2 separate regions of the Homo sapiens genome follow, and region 1 is linked to region 2. The links are chromatin loops, found by intact Hi-C in ENCODE. Cell type or tissue: CD14-positive monocyte. All regions are shown on one strand. Each heading gives the region's core, and the rest is flanking DNA. Links, peaks and the distances in the headings are about the cores only. Region 1 has its middle 25 kb from the start of ARRDC4. Region 2 overlaps LINC02251 (long intergenic non-protein coding RNA 2251).

The links. Hi-C counts contacts between places; a loop is a spot of excess contacts. Peaks named below come from ENCODE experiments on the same cell type or tissue, not always from the same donor. Only the 100,000 strongest peaks of a DNase experiment are listed, where the experiment ranks them.
Region 1: it touches region 2 in a loop (2.0-fold over the local background); 4 of 110 quality-filtered maps call a loop at or near these places.

Annotation. Positions count from the first base shown.
Region 1 is chr15:97,933,810-97,936,728 of GRCh38, reverse strand. No RefSeq gene overlaps it. Among named protein-coding and RNA genes, the nearest start is that of ARRDC4, 25 kb to the left of the region's middle. In CD14-positive monocyte, for the core only: no CTCF peak of the experiment used is centred there; no DNase peak of the experiment used is centred there.
Region 2 is chr15:98,003,647-98,006,565 of GRCh38, reverse strand. The region is part of intron 1 of LINC02251 (long intergenic non-protein coding RNA 2251); the gene reads right to left. All of the region lies in intron 1 of LOC105371009 (a long non-coding RNA gene), which reads left to right. Among named protein-coding and RNA genes, the nearest start is that of LINC02251, 2.1 kb to the right of the region's middle. RefSeq lists an enhancer at 1,998-2,499. In CD14-positive monocyte, for the core only: no CTCF peak of the experiment used is centred there; no DNase peak of the experiment used is centred there.

The DNA.
Region 1 (2,919 bases), core at 174-2,673, 70 kb after region 2:
TTTTTCCACTCCAGAAGTAGCAGTTGATTAGTTTGCTTTTTTTTTTTCTGATGTGTGCAAAACAAACTTTGTGGCATCCTCAAAATCACTATCTGCCAGCTTTTCCTCCTAAATGTCTGGGTCCCAGGCCCATGAGGCCCAATCTCTGAGCTGTTTCCTGCAAGTTGCTCCTCTCTAATACCTTACAATTCTCTTTGTTCGCCCTCAAGTACCTAGTTAACAACCTTATACTTAGTTAATACATTTTCATATTAAATTCTTTAAAATATCTATTACATGTCTATCATCAAACTGTTCACTGACTGATGTCACACATCCATTTCTACTGCTTCCATAAGGTAACCTCTGTTAGGAGTTTGCTCTGAATCCTTCAATTGATTTTTACCTTGCTTTTAGAACCATGTATGCATGCAAATGTGCAGACACACACACACTGTGCAATCTACATAGCCTTGAGTATATCATTCTATGACTTATGGAAGCCTCAAACCTTTCCAGGATTCTTTTTAATTCTTTGGACCCACTCTTTTATGTGTCTTCCTGCTCTAGGTCTCATGACTTTACCTAATACCTCTCTACTTTTCTATATTGACCCAATGTGAAGTTCAATATTTTGGGGGTTTCCCCTCAAAGAGAGGAGTCACACAAAAATACTGATGAACATTAGACTTACAATTCTATACGGGCATGGGGGCATGGAAGAGGGGTTTACATTGGAAGTTTGTATTAAATGTTTCTGTCCCCCAAAATTCCTTCCTACTTGTCCATTATTGGTTCTCACTTTATAATTTTTAGAGCTATATTGTTTAGTGCAAAGAGATTCATGATTATTATATGATATTGGCGGTCATGCCATTTATCAATATTAAATGCATTCCTTTTCAATTTTCTTTGTCTGTTGTTGGCCTGTTTGTTCCATATTCATTCCTTGTCCACCTCTGTTCTGCACTGTAGTGTGGGGAGGGTGACATGTGCATGTTGTGTTTTTCAGGATTCTGGGCTCCCTTGTCAGCTGGCTTTCAGATGGGTCAGTGCGGGGGACTTGTGAAAGGGATTAATAGTGGGAGGAGTGGAAAACTCAGGGTACTTATTCCTCCTTCCTTTCATCCTTCTGTCTGGGTTGCATCCTTATAACTGCCTCCCAACTATAGGCCTACAGTAATTCCAGTGACCCTGTCACCCCTGGACACCAGAGACATGCTTTATTCTTTTGTCTCTCTAGCTTAACATCACCTCATCCTTTACTGTTTTTGTTAAGTCAGTTTCTCCATATCTGTAAATAGTTCTCTGCATTAAATTTCCTCTATTAAAAATACTTGCAGTAATTTCTGTTTTCCTACTTAGACCCTAGATAAAACACATCTCTTGCTTTCTGACATAGTCTGATATTGATTTTGCCTTTTATGGGTCATATTCTAGCATATCTTCATCTATTCTTTATTTTCAAGTGTTAAGCCTCTTTTGTTTTAGTGCTTTTCTTGAATACCATAGCATTTAGTTTTAAATTTTGCTTAATTGGAGAGGATTGTTTACTTTTTAAAAGGTCATATTAATCCTTTTGCATTTATTGTGATTACCTTTTAATCTTATAACTTTCTAATGATACAGTTTGGCTGTGTCCCCACCCAAATCTCATCTTGAATTGTAGTTCCCATAATCCCCACATGTTGTCGGAGGGACCCGGTGGGAAGTGATTGGATCATGGGGGCAGTTTCCCCCGTGCTTTTCTTGTGATAGAGAGTGAGTTTCATGACATCTGATGGCTTTTTTTTTTTTTTTTTTTTTTGAGGCAGTCTCACTCTGTCACCCAGGCAGGAATGCAGTGGTGAAATCTTGGCTCACTGCAATCTCCACCTCCCAGGTTCAAGCAATTCTCCTGGCTCAGCCTCCCGAGTAGCTGGGATTACAGGCACCTGCCACCACACCCAGCTAATTTTTGTATTTTTAGTAGAGACGGGGTTTCACCATGTTGGCCAGGCTGTTCTCAAACTCCCGACCTCAGGCGATCCACCTGCCTCTGCCTCCCAAAGTGCTGAGATTACAGGCTTGAGCCACCGTGCCTGGCCTTCACGACATCTAATGGTTTTATGAGTGTCTGGCATTTCTCCTGCTTGCAGTCACTCCATCCTGCCGCCCTGTGAAGAAGGTGCCTGCTTCTCCTTTGCCTTCTCCTTTGCCATGATTGTAAGTTTCCTGAGGTCTCCCCAGCAATGCAGAATGTGACTCAATTAAGACTTTTTTTAAAATAAATTACCCAGTCTCAGGTATTTCTTCATAGCAGTTTGAGAATGGACTAATACAGTACATTGGTACCAAGGTTGTGGGGTGTTGCTATAAAGATATCTGAAAATGTGGAAGCGACTTTGGAACTGGGTAACAGGCAGAGGTTGGAACAGTTTGGAGGGCTTAGAAGAAGATAGAAAAATGTGGGAAAGTTCGGAACTTCCTAGAGCTTGTTGAATGGCTTTGACAAAATGCTGATAGTTATATAGAAAATGGAGTCTATGCTGAGGTGGTCTCAGATGGAGATGAGGAACTTGTTGGGAACTGGAGTAAAGGTCATTCTTGGTATGCTTTAGCAAAGAGACTAGTGGCATTTTGCCTCTGCCCTAGAGATCTGTGGAACGTTTAACTTGAGAGAGATGATTTTGGGTATCTGGGAGAAGAAATTTCTAAGCAGCAAAGCATTCAAGAGGTCACAGAGCATAAAAGTTTGGAAAATTTGCAGCCTATCAATGTGATAGAAAAGAAAAACCCATTTTCTAAGGAGGAATTCAAGCTGGCTGCAGAAATTTGCATAAGTAACAAGGAGCCAAATGTTAATAACCCAGACAATGGCCAAAATGTCTCCAGGGAATGTCAGAGGTCTTCAAGGCAGCCCTAACTTCACAGGCCCAGAGGCCTAGGAGGAATAAATGT
Region 2 (2,919 bases), core at 90-2,589:
TTTTTCAGGTTTTTTAAAGAAGCCCCTTAAAAGGACAGGCAGCATCCCCCATTGACACTAAGACATCGCTAGAGGCTGGTGTGACCCCTAAGCTGGGCCAGTAGAGAGGAAGAGCCTAGTGGTTTCATACTCATGCTGGGATTGGAAGTCACAGGACCAAACCCCACTGACAGCAGGCACTGTGACCCAGCTGCGTGGAGTCAGGACGGTTCATCACTGTGATTCACCTTAACCATGATGTGCCTGGGTGCTCTGGAAAGGCCAGCTGGAGACAGTGATAGAAACAGGCAACGTATTGAGTGGTCAATATGGGGGGTGCCCCCTGTGCCCAAGCATGTATAATCCCCTCCAATCCTAACAATTGATCAATGAGGGAAATTTAATTATCTGGTGATGTCAGTGAGGAAATAGAGGCTTGAAACGATGAACATTTCTCAAGGTGACACCTGGAGAATGGCAGAGGCAGCAGATAAACCAGGGCTGGTTGAGAGCATGACTGTAGGGTTTTGAATCCCTGCTCCAGCACTGACTAAGGTGTAGGCTTAGCATGTTTCTCAACTTTTCTGTAACTCGGTTTCCCGGTCTATAAAGTGCAGAATATAATAGTATAATTGTTGCCGGGCTGTGATGAGGGTCAAACAAGCTAATAAATATAAACCTCTGGGTGGTGTTTGACAAGTGCAGGAGCCCAGAACACAGGTGCAATTATTCTCACGGCTGTGGTATCTCACGGTGCCACGTATGCTCAGCTTCTTTCACGCTTGACACAGCCACAAGAAGATATTGGTTGTCCCCCAGAAAAGTAATGTGATTGACTTTTCAAACTCTACACTGATTTTTAAAACTGCAAGGCCGTGAATTCAAGATTCCGTGACTAGAAAATGCCTGGCACTTCCTTACAAGGCTCTAATATTGTCACTCAAATGACGGACAGTGAAGCTTGAGTAGGGATGGGGCTGGCAAGCAGAAAATGGCAACTTTGCCATGATGACATGAGGCTCCCTGAAGGATTCTAAGTGTTGGCATTCTTGATGCCTATATTAGTCTGTTCTCATGCTGCTAATAAAGACATACCAGAGACTGGGTAATTTATAAAGGCAAGAGGTTTAATGGACTCACAGTTTCACATTGCTGGGGAGGCCTCACAATCATGGCAGAAGGCAAAGGAGAAGCAAAGGCATATCTTACATGGCAGCAGGCAAGAAGTGCACGTGCGGGGGAACTCCCCTTTATAAAACCATCAGATCTCCTGAGACTTATTCACTCAGGAGAACAGCACAGGAAAGACCTGCCCCCATGATTCGATTACCTCCCACCTGGTCACTCCCACAACACAGTGGAATTATGGGAGCTACAATTTGAGATTTGGGTGGGGACACAGCAAAACTATCAGTGACTAATTTGGCTTCCCCCACACCCATTGACTCTGTCATGGCCTTAATCTCTGGGACTGTCTCCCTCTCTGAAGGTGCTCAGAGTCTCGCGTAGTCAAAGCCACTTGGTCTTCTGTTGAATGTCATTAAGGAATCACAAGACAAAGGCCAGTAGAGAGGGTTAGGCCGTGTATGTATCGCACAAACTGACTGAACTATACTAATGAATCAGTAACTTTTTTGTTCAGGTAGACAATCGATGATTGGGGTTGTTGTTTTACCTGGATGAAAGACGGGTGTTTTAGACACCTCTTTGTATTGGTGTCATTATTTCTTTAGCAACATGACCAAACACTGGCGTTTTTCTTGTGTCCTATGGACTTGGTTTACATGACTATAAACACTTATCCCTTGTTACATGTTCATTTTCCACTGGAATAAATTTGGAAAAAGAAAAAAAAAGAAGAAAAGCTGGCCTCTTTTTGACTAAATAGTAAAAATAGAGACTGAGAGATAAGGTCAGTATTTCCTGGGGGATTAAGAGAGAAGCTACAGGGGATTCCAGAATCATTCCAGAAACATAAAGAAAAAGCAGGTGAAAAGAAGGGCTCAGAGTAATGTCCCTGCATCAGCTAGTGGTATGTATCACTCTTCAGGCATCAGGGCCAATACTCAGGCATCTCAAATGGAGAGGAGAGTGGACTCACAGAGAAAGAGAGGAGAAATATTCTATTAATATTTGAGGCTTTCCAGAGGGATGCTTTAGGCAACGGGGAATCGCCTTACTGAGGAGTTCTTTGACTCCTTCTCACATCATGGAGATATTGTTATGTTTATGAGATACCATTAATCCCCTCTCTATGTCAGCCTTTCCCCTTGGCTTAAAGTGAGCCTTCCTCTCTGCCTGTTCTAAATGGGAACGATGCCTCTGTTGGCTAATTTGCAATAGACCCTGTGATCAGGCAGTTCTCTCCCACACAGTAGTTGAACCAGTCTTTGTGGGTGAGTAATTGAGGTGTCTGGAGTCTGTACAATTATAGCTTAGAGGATGTCATGCATCATGCCTCTCACGGAGTTTCTTCCCCAAGGCAGTGGGGATAATTGTGCACTTGATCCCTTGTTCCAGGAACATCCAAACTGAGGCATCAATTCTTGCAGTCTAATGCTCCATTGTATCCAGGTGAACCTGAGCACGTTTGCTACCTTTGTCACCCAGAAAGCTCCTATGCCTTCCAGTTGGTCTTCTTAACTGCCACAATTCAGTCTCACCAATACCCTAAATTGCAACTCTGCACACTCCTCCCCATGCTCTGATCCATCTATTGACTCCACAGACTCTTTATCTGTCCACCTCACGTACTGTGCTCCTATAAGATCAAGTTGCTGGCAGTTCCCCATACGCTCTAGGGCTCTAGGTTTCCACGCCTTTATTTACAATCCTGCCTCCTCCTGGGATTCTCCTCTTTACCTGTCATCATCAGGCCAGGTCTTACTCATCTTTCAGGTATGAATTCAGACATGATACTCTCCAGGAAGCTTTTCTTAA